Linked DNA regions of Homo sapiens: region 1 is linked to region 2. The links are chromatin contacts, found by Hi-C or POLR2A ChIA-PET in ENCODE. All regions are on one chromosome and are shown on one strand. The core of a region is the stretch at or near the end of the contact, and the rest is flanking DNA. Distances in the headings are between cores, read along the strand shown. Region 1 overlaps SEZ6L (seizure related 6 homolog like). Region 2 overlaps KIAA1671.

What was found. Hi-C counts contacts between places; a loop is a spot of excess contacts on that map. ChIA-PET counts read pairs that join two places held with the same protein, here RNA polymerase II (POLR2A). Pooled maps may share reads with other maps.
Region 1: a pooled map shows a loop between it and region 2 (22-fold over the local background). The contact joins two enhancer-like sites. A Hi-C loop is called at or near these places in 2 of 37 single-sample maps with no recorded cell type and 6 of 50 pooled maps. POLR2A ChIA-PET finds 5 or more read pairs at or near these places in 1 of 52 experiments (WTC11).

What each region holds. Positions count from the first base shown.
Region 1 is chr22:26,290,625-26,297,903 of GRCh38, forward strand. SEZ6L (seizure related 6 homolog like) reads left to right here. Exons shown (of 17, transcript NM_021115.5): 2 at 1,782-2,522; 3 at 3,668-3,801; 4 at 6,264-6,456. Among named protein-coding and RNA genes, the nearest start is that of SEZ6L-AS1, 48 kb to the left of the region's middle. Within about 2 kb of position 4,072, at least 3 of the 41 ENCODE cell types and tissues checked have a DNase peak (open chromatin) inside an H3K27ac peak, as active enhancers do.
Region 2 is chr22:25,084,647-25,091,410 of GRCh38, forward strand. All of the region lies in intron 6 of KIAA1671, which reads left to right. Among named protein-coding and RNA genes, the nearest start is that of KIAA1671-AS1, 25 kb to the right of the region's middle. RefSeq lists an enhancer at 1,356-1,650. Within about 2 kb of position 2,130, at least 10 of the 41 ENCODE cell types and tissues checked have a DNase peak (open chromatin) inside an H3K27ac peak, as active enhancers do.

The sequences.
Region 1 (7,279 bases), core at 2,822-5,321, 1.2 Mb after region 2:
GATCACTTGATCCCAGGAGTTTGCAACCAGCCATAGTGAGATCCGTCTCAAGAAAAAACAAAATGAATTACAAGAAGTTAGCAAGGTATACAAGGCCCTCCAGGGCCTGGCCCCTGCCTCCCTACCTTACCAGCTTTATCCCCCGTACTCTCCACTTGTGCTCCAAAACCCCTTGCAATTCTTTTGTGCCCACCTCTGCCCAGCCTCCAAGCCTCCATGGGTCTTCACACAGTCCTCTGTTCTGAATCTGCCTCGTGACTCTGAATCCTAAAACATTTCTGTGTCTCCCACAAGGTCACTCTTACATTCCTTCAGTTTAAAATGTACCTCCCCCAACCCTGCTTTTACACTGTTGGTGGGAATGTAAATTAATTCAACCATTGTGGAAGATGGTGCTGAGATTCCTCAAAGATCTGGAACCAGAAATAGCATTTGACTCAGCAATCCCATTACTGGGTCCCATTACATATATACCCAAAGGAATATAAATCATTCTGTTACAAAGATACATGCATGCACATGTTCATTGCTGCACTATTCACAATAGCAAAGACGTGGAATCAACCTAATGCCCATCAATGATAGACTGGATAAAGAAAATGTGGTACATGTACACCATGGAATACTATGCAGCCATAAAGACAAACAAAATCATGTCCTTTGCAGGGACATAGATGGAGCTGGAAGACATTATCCCTAGCAAACTAAGGCAGGAACAGAAAACCAAACACCACATGTTCTCACTTATAAGTGGGAGTTGAACAATGAGAACACATGGACACAGGGAGGGGAGTAACACACACTGGGGCCTGTTGCGGGGTGGAGTTGGGGGAGGGGAGAGCATTAGGAAAAATAGGTAATGCATGCTGGGCTTAATACCTAGCGTGGGTTGATAGGTGCAGCAAACCACCATGGCACATGTTTACCTACATAACAAACCTGCACATCCTGCACATAGGCCCCAGAACTTAAAATTAAAATTTAAATTTAAAAAAACTCTCCTCCCCCATCCCCCAAGCCCAGCCAGAGCACACAGCTTAGAAAAGAGAGTGTGGCCTGGTGTCCATCCCCACTCATCCTCTTAGCTGCATGTCTTTGTACAGGGAACAATCTGCCCAACTGTACATGGCATGCCTGTCCTGCAGACGGGGTTAGGGCCCGTCCTCTCTGCTCTCTTAGCACACAAGCTTTTCTCTTTCCAAGCATTCATCATATCAAATATGATTGTGTCTACTTTCCCATCCCCCTTCCCAGTACATATACAACCAGGCAGTGAGGCCCCTGTGCTTTTTGTTTCTATACTCCTAATGCTTAGCTCAGTCCTGGCATGATCAAGCCCAAGTCTTCAGGAAAAGGAAGGAAGGAAGGAAGGAAGGAAGGAAGGAAGGAAGGAAGGAAGGAAGGAAGGAAGGATGGATGGAAGGAAAGAAGGAAGGAAATGAAGGAAGAAAATGAAGGAGGAAGGAAGAAAGAAAAAAATGGAAGGGGAAAGGAAGGAGGGAGGGAGGAAAGAAAGAAAGAAAGGAAGGAAGGAAGGAAGGAGGAAGGAAAGAAGGAAGGAGGGAGGGTGGGAGGAAAAGAAGGAAGAAAAGAGAAAGAGGGAGAGAGGGAAGGAGGAGAAAAAAGAAAGGAAGGGAGGGAGGGAGAAAGGAGAAGTTGGTTTAGAGGCCAGCCGGACGAGCTTTGGGCACCGCCCTTAGGAGGGCCACCCTCAGAGTCTGACAGCAGGTGAAGGTCCTAAATCTCCCCAAACTAACTGGTGTCTTTTCTCCTCTTCCAAGATGCTCTTCCCGAGGGAGATGCTAGCCCTTTGGGTCCTTACCTCCTGCCCTCAGGAGCCCCGGAGAGAGGCAGTCCTGGCAAAGAGCACCCTGAAGAGAGAGTGGTAACAGCGCCCCCCAGTTCCTCACAGTCGGCGGAAGTGCTGGGCGAGCTGGTGCTGGATGGGACCGCACCCTCTGCACATCACGACATCCCAGCCCTGTCACCGCTGCTTCCAGAGGAGGCCCGCCCCAAGCACGCCTTGCCCCCCAAGAAGAAACTGCCTTCGCTCAAGCAGGTGAACTCTGCCAGGAAGCAGCTGAGGCCCAAGGCCACCTCCGCAGCCACTGTCCAAAGGGCAGGGTCCCAGCCAGCGTCCCAGGGCCTAGATCTCCTCTCCTCCTCCACGGAGAAGCCTGGCCCACCGGGGGACCCGGACCCCATCGTGGCCTCCGAGGAGGCATCAGAAGTGCCCCTTTGGCTGGACCGAAAGGAGAGTGCGGTCCCTACAACACCCGCACCCCTGCAAATCTCCCCCTTCACTTCGCAGCCCTATGTGGCCCACACACTCCCCCAGAGGCCAGAACCCGGGGAGCCTGGGCCTGACATGGCCCAGGAGGCCCCCCAGGAGGACACCAGCCCCATGGCCCTGATGGACAAAGGTGAGAATGAGCTGACTGGGTCAGCCTCAGAGGAGAGCCAGGAGACCACTACCTCCACCATTATCACCACCACGGTCATCACCACCGAGCAGGCACCAGGTATGCAGCCCCCAACTCCTGAAGCCATCCTGAAACAGCCATGAGGCACTCACTATGTTCAGGGCATGTGGGTAGAGGAATCTCAAGAAGCCCCGGCCCCACCATCAGTTACCGTCCATTGAGCACTGACTATGAGCTTCGCCCTGTGGCTCAGAATTAATAGCCTCATTTCATTTGTTTGTTGTTTTGGGGGGTTGTTTTAGCAAAGGGGTCTTGATCTTTCGCCCAGGCTGGAGTGCCATGGCACGATCATAGCTCACTGCAGCCTCAAACTCCTGTGCTCAAGTGATCCTCTTGCCTCAGCCTCTTGAGTAGCTGGGACTACAAGCATGCACTATGATGTCCAGCTAATTTTTTTGTTTTTTGTAGAAAGGGGGTCTTGCTTATTGTCCAGGCTGGGGAACTCCTGGGCTCAAGCAATCCTCCCACCTCAGCCTCCCAAAGCACTGGGATTACAGGCATGAGCCAGGACACTCAGCCAACATCCCCATTTTAAAGATGAGACAACTGAAACCCTGAGACCCCCAAGCAACCTGCCAAAGGTCACACAGCTAATGAGCAAGATTCAAAACCTTTTCATCTTGGAACGGAATTCTTCATTTAACCTGCTTCAAAGCCACTAGCCTTTTCAAAGCACATTTGCTTTTAGCATTACATGTATTTTCTAGACTTGATAAAATGCTCTTCTGTGTTCCAGTCTTCTCTACCATCTTTAAAATGGGAGAAGGACCCCCAATTGTCAAGCATACATGGATTTTGGACAAGTGCAATGTGGCCACCCTTCAAAGCACGTGAGCTCTGGGTCCAAATCCTGCTTGCTGTTTGAGCTCGGCCCCTCTCTGAGCTTTTGTTTACTTCCCTCTAAACTGGGGATGAAATATTATCAGTCCCTATGAGAATAAGTGGGGTCACCCCTGTTGACTAGCTAAAATGGTGCCTAGCAGGATATAGTAAGTGATCATTCTGTGTCAATTATTGCTATTTTTATTATCATGTCAATTCTGGAGCTGAGGAATTAACAGCAGAAGGACAGATGGGAACAGCAAAATGCAGGTTCCCCTAAAGCCCCCATTCCACCCCACAGCCCATGGTTGAGCTTACATCCAAGTTGTCTTTGGTGTCCTAATTAAAGTCCTTCCTTCCAGCTCTCTGCAGTGTGAGCTTCTCCAATCCTGAGGGGTACATTGACTCCAGCGACTACCCACTGCTGCCCCTCAACAACTTTCTGGAGTGCACATACAACGTGACAGTCTACACTGGCTATGGGGTGGAGCTCCAGGTAACCCCAGGAGAGTACCTCACAGAGGCTGCCTCGTCTAGCAGGAAGTCTCAGGAGGATTGTCTGAGTCAGGCTTACTGTTATGCTAACTAGTTTGGTTCTGTCTTTGCCCAACCAGGCCAACTTTAGCTGGGTTTTGGCGAATGAGTAGGAGTTCTTAACTCAATGCTTTGCTAAAATAGCTTGTGGGGATAGAGGGAACATGCTGACAAATTCTGAGGTATTTCCCAGAAGGAAAATCCCTTGATACTCTGCTTATCTCACACACACATACACACACGCATGCACGTGCATAAACACACACACACACACACACACACACACACACACACGGAAGCTCCACCTGATTCATTTGATTCTTTCTTGCTTGCTTGCTTCCTTATTTCTCTTTCTCTTTCTTTCTTGCTTGCTTGCTTGCTTCCTGCTTTCTTGCTTCTTTCTCTTTCTCTTTCTTTCTTTCTTTCTTGCTTGCTTGCTTGCTTCCTGCTTTCTTGCTTCTTTCTCTTTCTCTTTCTTTCTTTCTTTCTTTCTTTCTTGCTTGCTTGCTTGCTTTCCTTCATTTTCTGGTTATTAGGACATTTTATTCTTAAACTTTTGCCCATACAGTAAGAAAGGAAAAGCAGGGTGGCATAATGCTCAAACATCTGGGTTTTAAGTCCTACCTCTTCCAGTTAAAACTGCGTGACTTTGAACAAGGAACTTCACCTCTCTGAGCCTCAGTTTCCCGATCAATAAAATAGGAATAATGTTACTGCTTTGTAAAGTTTGGGGGAGCAGTAAATATGACAATGCAGAGATCATTTGGCCACAGCCCAGCAGAGAGAGAGGGAGGAGAGAGAGAGAAATCATTTGGTCAGAGCCCAGCAGAAATCGCGACCATGCAGTGCATGTTATCCATTATCTTCAGTATGCTAATCACCCTGAATGTGTTCCTTTTTCTCATGGGAAATAAAGAGCCATCAAAAGTTTCTGAGCTGGGGCAGGTGTATGACCTTACCTTAGGAAGGTTTTTTGTTTTTGTTTTTGTTTTACTTGTATAAGAGAGACAAAAGGTAAGCCCCTCAGCAGTAGAACCTGTAGTCTTTGCAGTCCCCAGAGCTTTGCACAAGTGTGTGGCACATTGTAGGTCCTTAATAATTGTTCATGGAATTAAAATAAACTGGAGAAAACCTGCAGTCCAGATTATTATAGTGCTTAAGAACCCTTTCCTCCATGTCATGAAGAGTATTGGACCCAGTATGTGTCCAGTACTGTGTGGAGCCTTTTACCAGGCACAGTAGAGTTCATTCATTGAGCAATTAGAATGCACCAGGCAAAGCTGTTGACACAGGAGAATATGTTGATGTAAAAAACTGATGCAATGCCTGCCCTAAAAGAGAAATACGTAGGATGCCATTTAGTAGGGACTCTAATTGGTGTTTTAGAGGTTGTTGTAGAATCGCAGCAAAGGAACAGGCAAACTCCTTGGCAATCAGGGAAGGTCTCATAGAGGAGGGCAATTTTAATGGGGCTTTGGTGAATGAGTAGGAGTTCATCAAAGAGAAAAGAGGATAAGATATAGGGCCTGAAGGAAGAAGAGCTTGTGGGTAAGGCCTGCCCTGTTTAGAGGAGAGGCAGAGAAACTAAAGTTCCAAGCCCTACTCATAAAAGCGTAAGTCTTCAAATTAGGCATTGAGACCTGACTAAATTCTCCCTTACACACACACGCGCACATACCATTTGTTCAGCCTCCCTGCGTACAACTAAAGTATCTCGCTTCTTTCTTCTCAAATCCCACAGAGTGTAAATGGCAAAGCAAGTGTCTGATTCTTTGAGATAGGGGTTGATTGTCCTGCAGTTGTAGCCACCACTGGGGAGAATAAGAGAATGGGCCAGAGAGTGCCCTAGAAATGAGGCCCCCACCCCTCACTTACCAATTTATGCAGAAAATGGAAGAATATATTCAATCTTTTTTAAATATTTTCTGAGCACTTAATATGTGCCAGGTACTATTCTAGGCACTGGAAACATTGAACAGCATGGAGAAATCCCTAACCTTGCAGAGTATACATTCTGGTAGAATGCTTCTCCCGGCTCCCTGGAGATTGGATCTCAAGCACAAGCTGATCCAACTGCTGCCTCCACTCACCAGCTCCAGGATAATCTATCCCACCCACTAGCATCCAGGGCCTGTGCCAAAGGCCCCTCTTACAGGACACAGCAATGGGGGCCTCACATTGCAAGTCCCTTGCAATGCCTCTGCCTTGCAGTTTGGTTTCACTCTATCCCCTTGGCTTTTGGGGAAATTAGGGGGACCTTGATATTCCCAGGGCTCCTGTGGGCTCGGCATGGGGCCCAGGGGTCCCGTTGACCAGGGGCTAGCAGTACCTGGGCCACTTTTCACTGACTTCTTTGCAACCTTAGAAGGCTCTGTCTCAAACACAACTCAGAGTTCCTCTCTGTCTGCTTCTGCCTGTTCCCAGGTGAAGAGTGTGAACCTGTCCGATGGGGAACTGCTCTCCATCCGCGGGGTGGACGGCCCTACCCTGACCGTCCTGGCCAACCAGACACTCCTGGTGGAGGGGCAGGTAATCCGAAGCCCCACCAACACCATCTCCGTCTACTTCCGGACCTTCCAGGACGACGGCCTTGGGACCTTCCAGCTTCACTACCAGGGTAGGGTCAGGCCAAGGCTGATGAAACATAGGCGTTTGCCTCAGTTTCCCTCTGGAGAAAAGGATTTTAAAACTTTTTGTGCCAGGGACCTCTCTGACAGTTTGGTAAAACCTACAAACCCCTTCTCAGAATAATGTTTTTAAAAGTATAAAATAAAATATATACAATTTTAAAGAAAACGGTATTACTGAGCTGCAGTTATCAAAATACTGTTATAATCTATGATGCCTTAATCTATGTGCTTTTTATTAATTCATTAAACAATGTCTTCTAGTAGTTCTTATAATTGCTGACATTTCAAAGTACTAAGGAGCATAAGAAATAGGTTGAGATATCCATTATGATATGAAAAATATCTGTGGTTTCTCTTGGTGTCAAAGTCACAGGTTCTACTACAATGTTTCAGTTTGTTGCCAGGAAAATAGCACAGCTAAGGTAGAGGTTAATGAAAATAAGCAAGCAGCTTTCCTTCATTCAAGTTCACAGGCCCTGAATTCAATATATAGATCCACTGTGCGTCCACAGACTCCTGATAAAGAGCCTTAACAGGGTACTTCTCTCTTTTCTTCTTCCTCTACTGGTTTTCCTTTTTGTCTGTTCCTGTCTTCTCTGTTTTGCTCTCTGTTCATTCCTCTCTTCTCTTACTTCCTTTCTCCTTCCTTCTCTTCTCCTCCCTCTTTGCTTGCTTGTTTTATTTCTTCATTTCCTCCTCTCTTTCTCTTCCTTTCCACCCTCTATTTTCCCTCCCTTCTCTCTCTCTCTCCTTTCCTAGTCCCCCTTTTCTTCCCCTCTCCTCCACCCCGATTTCCTCCTATGCAGCTCC
Region 2 (6,764 bases), core at 880-3,379:
ATGGATCCTGTGGGTCAGAAATTAGGCAGGGCTCAGTGAGAGTGTCTGCTGCCTGTCTGGAGTGTCAGCTGGGAGCCTCGAACAGTTGAGTGATAGAACCATCTAGAGTCTTCTTCACCCATGTGTTTGGTGCATGTGATGGTTCAAAAACCATCTAGAGTCTTCTTCACCCATGTGTTTGGCACACGTGATGGTTCAAAAACCAGGCTTCCCTGGGACTGTCAACCAGAGCACTGAAACACGGCCACTCCTGGTGGCGTGGGCTTCCTCACAACATGGCAGCTTAGGGCTCTGGAAGTGAGTGTTGTGGCAAAGAAGGCAAACGCCACACTTCCCTTTATGATGGCTGCAGCCACAGGACTTACATAGCGTCACTTCTGTTCTCTGCTGGGCCATGCAGTGACAAGGGGAGGGGACATGGACCCCCTTCTCAGTGGCAGGAGTGGCAGAGAATGTGTAGCCACATTCAAAATCACTGCATCTTGCAGTAGATCAGATGTGCCCAGGTGACATTCACTGAGCACCTACTCTGTGCTGGGCACTGTGCCAGGGACTTCATGTGGACGCTTTTCTCAGTCCTCTCAGCAGCCGATTCAAAGCCATTGTTTTCCTGGCAGGCATTTGGCCTGGGAGGGCAGAGGAGCCAAGGGGAACCAACACTGCTGCTGGCAGTTTGGTGTTGAGTATGCCACAGTCAGAAGACGTGGGCCGATCTTTTTCTCTTCCTCCTCTGAACTTAGAATATTCCTTGAGTTCTTGAAAATCCTCACTGAGATGTCTGAATCACCTCACTCACCAAACCCTCCCTCTGGTGTATATTTCCAGCAGTTTCTCTCTCCCAGTGTGCTGAGGGGCCCCCACCTCCCCCCCCATAACCCCCTGTCCGTCCTGCGGCTCTGTAGGAGGGACGTGTTGCCTGCTGCTGGGAGCTTTTGAGGAACCATTGGGTGGGTCCTCATGGCCCTGACAGGAACCAAATGATGCTCACCCTGTGTGTGTGAGCTGGTGTGTCTATGACTTCCTTCAGATCCAGGCCTGGGATTCATTCCTCTGCCTCCGCACAGCCTGATAGACAGTAAGTGTCCAATATATGTTGAGTGAAGCAAACTGATAAGTGGTGAAGGAAGGAAGGGAGGAAGGGAGGGAGGGAGGGAGGGAGGGAGGAAGGGAGGAAGGCTGTTCAAGAGCAGAGATTCTCTCGTATGCACATCTGTGTCCCTGACACATAGTAGGCACTCAATAAATACTCACTGCACTGGAGGAATGAAAGAATGAATGGATGAGTGAGACTCTTTGCAAGCAGAAACAGCCCCTATCTTTGTATCCCTGTCACGTGACACAGTGCCTGACATCCAGGAGTTTCCATCAATGAATGTTATGCTGAATGAATGAATGAACCACTGAAGTGAACTCTATCAGTAGTGGCTGTGTCTTGTTTCATATCTATATGCACAGTGCTTAGCAGAGGGCTGAGTACACAGCAAGTGCTCATTAATCATTTACAGAACTGAATGAAAGAGTGAAAGAAAACAATGAATGCGAAAATGAAACTTTTCATCCTCAGAGAGCATGTCTTGTTCATCTCTGTCTCTCCACTTCCTAGCTTAAGGTCTTGCACACAGCAGGTGCTCATTAAATGTTAATCTGAATGAGCGAATGAGTGGGTGAGTGAAAAAGTGGTTCTTGTGGGTAGGGACATGTCTTGCTCATTAGTTTCCCCACTTCCTAGAACAGGGCTTGGCACACAATAGGTGCTGAATAAATAAATATGTGTTGAGCTGAACGCAGGAGTGAGTGAGTGCATAAATGAACTTCTTGAGGAGAGGAATGTATCTCGTTCATCTTTTCCCTCAGATCCTAATGCAGGGCCAGGCATAGAGCAGGTGCTTAGCAAATGCTTCCTGCACTGCCCTGACCTTTGTAGGAGCATCCATCTGTGAATGAATTGAGAAGGGAAGCCCAGCTGGGTGGACCTCGCCCATCTCCATCTGCCCCGTCCCATCCACCCAACCCCACTGCAGACTTTTCCTGTTGTTCGGTCTGCACAGGTGGACAGGAAATCCCCCAAAGGCCGGCCAGAGAGCTGTTTCCATATTTTCTCCACACCAGGCTGGCTCTGAGTGTGACCAAGGCGCCAGTCCGAATCCCAGCGCCGTCTGGCTGTGGAACAGTAACCCCCAGGGACCCCTCTTCCTGACCATGTTAGCAGTTCTAAATTTAGAGCCGGCTGAGCAGCTTGCACCAGGCAAGTAAAGCCGGGGAATGTTCTACTCACAGCCAGCCTAAAGTTACCATGTTCAGCACTGGCCAGGCCTGTTAACCCCCAAACAGCTGAGCAGTAGGCATGGAGAGAAGAGTTAAGGCTTTGGGGTGCAACGGAACAGGGTTCAAATCTACCTCTTTGACTTCAAATTTAGAATCCATGACAACAAAAATCACTTATGTGAGCCTCAGTTTTTCTCATCTGTAAAATGGGCATAATAAACCTTTATTCTGCCCCTCCCACCCCCCACCCCGCCGCTGCCTCCGGGATCTTATTTACCAACCTCAGCTACATGTCTTGCTTTTCCAAACTTCTCATGCTGAATCTGCCCACTCTTAGAGATTTAGTTTGGAATCAGTGGATACCCAGAAACAGTTTAAAAAACTGTGTTCCTGCTGGGCACAGTGGCTCATGCCTGTAATCCCAATACTTCGGGAGGCCGAGGTGGTGGATTACCTGATCTCAGGAGTTCGAGACCAGTCTGGCCAATGTGATGAAACCCTGTCTCTACTGAAAATACAAAAATTAGGCAGGCATGGTGGCGGGCGCCTATAACCCAGCTACTCAGGAGGCTGAGACAGGAGAGTCACTTGAACCTAGGAGGCGGAGGTTGCAGTGAGACGAGATCACGCCACTGCACTCCTGCCTGGTAGACAGAGCGAGACTCCTCCATCTCAAAAACCAACCAACCAACCAAACAACAACAACAAAAACAACTGCGTCACCTTGTTGATTTTGCAGAGCAGTGTCTCAGGTCGGGTTCCCAGAAGCAGACTCTGAGGTGGGGATTTGTGTGGATGTGATTTAGTGACAACAGCTTGAGTCAACGTGGTCCATTCAGGAGCTTTGGCGGGTGAACAGCATCACAAAATAAGTCCTACTTCAGAGCACTGGGGCAGCTTTTTCTCCACTGCCCACGGTCTGGAGGAGAGGGGGCTGTGAGCCATAGCAGCCAGAGCCCCCAGCACCTGGGGAATGGGCGCCCCAGCCAATAAAGGAGATCTGGCAGGGAACCAACAGCATCTACCACCTTTAGCGAGGCTTCAGGGTATTGACTCAATTAAATGAGATGCTGGGTATAAATTGGCTAGCATGGAGTAGTTGGTGCTCTGTGAGTGGTCATTTGGTAAAATGAAAGCTCTTAAGAAGATGGAAGTGGTTTCACTGGTGTTAATGATGTCTTTCTTTTCTTTCTTTCTTTCTTTTTTTTTTTTTTGAGACAGAGTCTCACCCCGTCGCCCAGGCTGGAGTGCAGTGGTGCAGTCTCGGCTCACTGCAACCTCTGCCTCTGAGGTTCAAGCGATCCTCGTGCCTCAGCCTCCTGAGTAACTGGGATTACAGGCGTGCACCACCACACCCAGCTAATTTTTGTATTCTTAGTAGAGACAGGTTTCACCATGTTGGCCAGGCTGGTCTTGAACTCCTGACCTTAGGTAATCCACTGGCCTTGGCCTCCCAAAGTGCTGGGATTACAGGCATGAGCCACCACGCCTGGCCAATGTTGTCTTTCATTCCTCAAACACTTACTGAGTACCCACCAGGTGCCAGGCTCTGCAGAAGGGTACAGAGGTGCGGCCACCACATTCCCCACCACTAAGGAAGGGGTGACAGACACATAAATGGATACACGTGTGATGATGCAGTAACTGGACTGTCTTCACACACTGGAGGGAATTTAAGTCACCTTTTTAGGGACAGAACATTTAATACAAGTGATGAATAAACATTAAAAATAAATAACTTTTTTTTAATTGGAAAAGTAATACACAGACATGTTTAACATTTCCAACAGTGCAAAACAGTGTTCTAAAGAGAAATTGGTCTCCCTGCCATCACCTCCAATCTGCAGTCCCCTCCTCCGGAAACTGGTGACAGGTTCATGTGTCTCCTTTTGAAAATATTCTCTGCGTACATAAGACAATGTCTGTGCCTATATCTGCGTCTGTACCCTCCCATATGTACATATGTACACACACACACACACGTGCACGCACACATGCACAATTTGCCCTTTGTATCCATGGTTTCCGTATCCGTGGATTCAACCAACCATAGATCAAAAACATTCGAAGAAAAATGTATGGTTGTATCTGTACTGAACATGTACTGACTTTTCTTTTCTTGGCATTATTCCCTAAACAATACAGCATAACAGCTATTTACTTAGTGTTTACATTGTGTTAGGTATAAGAAACCTAGAGATGATTTAATGTGTGTAGGAGGATGTGTGTAGGTCCCATGCAAATACTACCCAATTTTATGTAAGAGACTTAAGCATCTGTGGATTTATGTATCTGTGGGGGTCCTGGAACCAATCCCCCACAGATACCAAGGGGTGCCTGTGTGTGTGTGTTTAATTTTTTTTTTTTTTTTTTTTTTTTGGAGACAGAGTTTTGCTCTTGTTGCCCAGGCTGGAGTGCAGTGGCGCGATCTCGGCTCACTGCAACATCTGCCTCCCGGGTTCAAGCAATTCTGCTGCCTCAGCCTCCCGAGTAGCTGGGATTATAGGCACTCACCTCCATGCCCAGCTAATTTTGTATTTTTAGTAGAGACGGGTTTTATCCATGTTGGTCAGGTTGGTTTCGAACTCCCAACCTCAGGTGATCCACCCGCCTCAGCCTCTCAAAGTGCTGGGATTACAGGAATAAGCCACCGCACCCGGCCATGTGTGTTTAATTTTTAACACAATCAGATCTTGCTATGCATAGTTATCAATGTCCTGACTTTTCTTTTTCTCATAATGATGAGATTTTTCTATATCAGCATAATAGGTCTATGCCATTCTTTGTTAATGGCTTTATATTCTTCCTTGCACTGTAATTTTTTGAACCAGTTGCCTCTAGACAGACATGTCGGTCATTTCCAGTTGCGTGCACTATAAACAATTCTGCAGTGAACATTGTTGTGCAGACACCTTTGCGCCCTTGTGTGTTTTGCTGCAGGAGAAATGCCTGGCCGTGGCCTTTCTGGGTCATCTAAAGATTGAACAGGGGTTTTCTAGGTGGGCTGGGACTGGCAGGGGTGATGGAGCTATGCTCAGGCATAAAGAACGGCGTGTGTAGGTACAGAGGCTAGAAGCTGAGAAGAGGGTGGTGCGCTGTCAGACATAAACCAGGTCTGCTGTCTGCCTCCTGGCTCCTGGGCTCCAGCCTGATGCTCAAATGCCCCCACCTCTGCCAGGGTTTCACTCCATCTGTGAGGATCCAGGGAGTGCGGGCAGCTCCTTAGAAGAAGTCTCTGGCCCACCAGGCTTTTCTTGCTGTCAGGCCTCAGGGTTTGCACTGGAGTGTGCTGAGCTCTGGAGCCCTTAGCTCTACTGCTATGCCGGTCGAGAGACCGTAATTTCTTTCGTCAGTCCCTGAAGTTCCAGTCTCACCCTGCACGTGGCCGGTGTGGTGAGAAGCCCACAATGGCAGGCTGTTCTCAGCATCCTCCATCCTCATATTTTGGAGAATTTAGCTGGGACCCCACCCTAAACATGTTCAGGACTCTGGCCTCATTTGTTATCTGGGTAGCTGTTAGGTTAATCTGTTTCCTCTTCCCTGGCCTTTCCTGCACATTTATTTTGAAAGTTGAAATCTCAAATGTCTCCCAGACTCCCTCAGTCCTTTAGAACATAGGCAGTCCTTTGGGAAAACCCCACACTCGGAGAACTTTTCTGAGGCCTTGTCGAGAGAAACAGCCAGGGGCTGGCCCCTTCTGCCTCTGTAAGGCAAGAAGAATGACTAGTTACTGGGTGCTTGCTGCATATCAGACACCACACAAGGCACTTTTTCTGTCATCTCATTGGGTACACGTAGCACCTTCATCAAGCAATATTGTTATCATCATTTTATCACAGGCTCAGACATGTGTAGTGACTTGCCCAAGGTCACAAAACCAATGGATGGTGGCTCTGTTATCCCACAGGGCTGTCTTTCTGTTCTACTGTGTTTCTCTCCACTATTCCTTATTGGGAATTCCATGCTGTGAATGTTCTTCCATTGGACATCTGTCCTATTGGACTGCAGGCTCCACAAGGGCAGGGATCCTCATCTGTCTTGGTTCACTGCTGTATCCCTGGAGTCTAGCACAGGGCCTGGAACACAGTAGGCAATCAGTGAACTCTTCTTAAATGACTGCGTGAATGAGTGAAGGTTAGATAAAGTACTAGTCCATTTTTTTTTGAGATGGAGTCTTGCTCTGTCACCCAGGCTGGAGTACAGTGGCGTGATTTTGGCTCACTGCAACCTTTGCCTCCCATGTTCAAGCGATTCTCCTGCCTCAGCCTCCCGAGTAGCTGGAATTACAGGCGCCCACCACCATGTCTGGCTAATTTTTGTATTTTTAGTAGAGATGGGGTTTCACCATGTTGGCCAGGCTGGTCTCGAACTCCTAACCTCAGGTGATCCACCCACCTTGGCCTCCCAAAATGCTGGGATTACAGGCATGAGCCACCGTACCTGGCCTGGTCCATTCTATTTCAAGCAAAGGTGTTGTTTGTTTGTTGATGATGGTGATG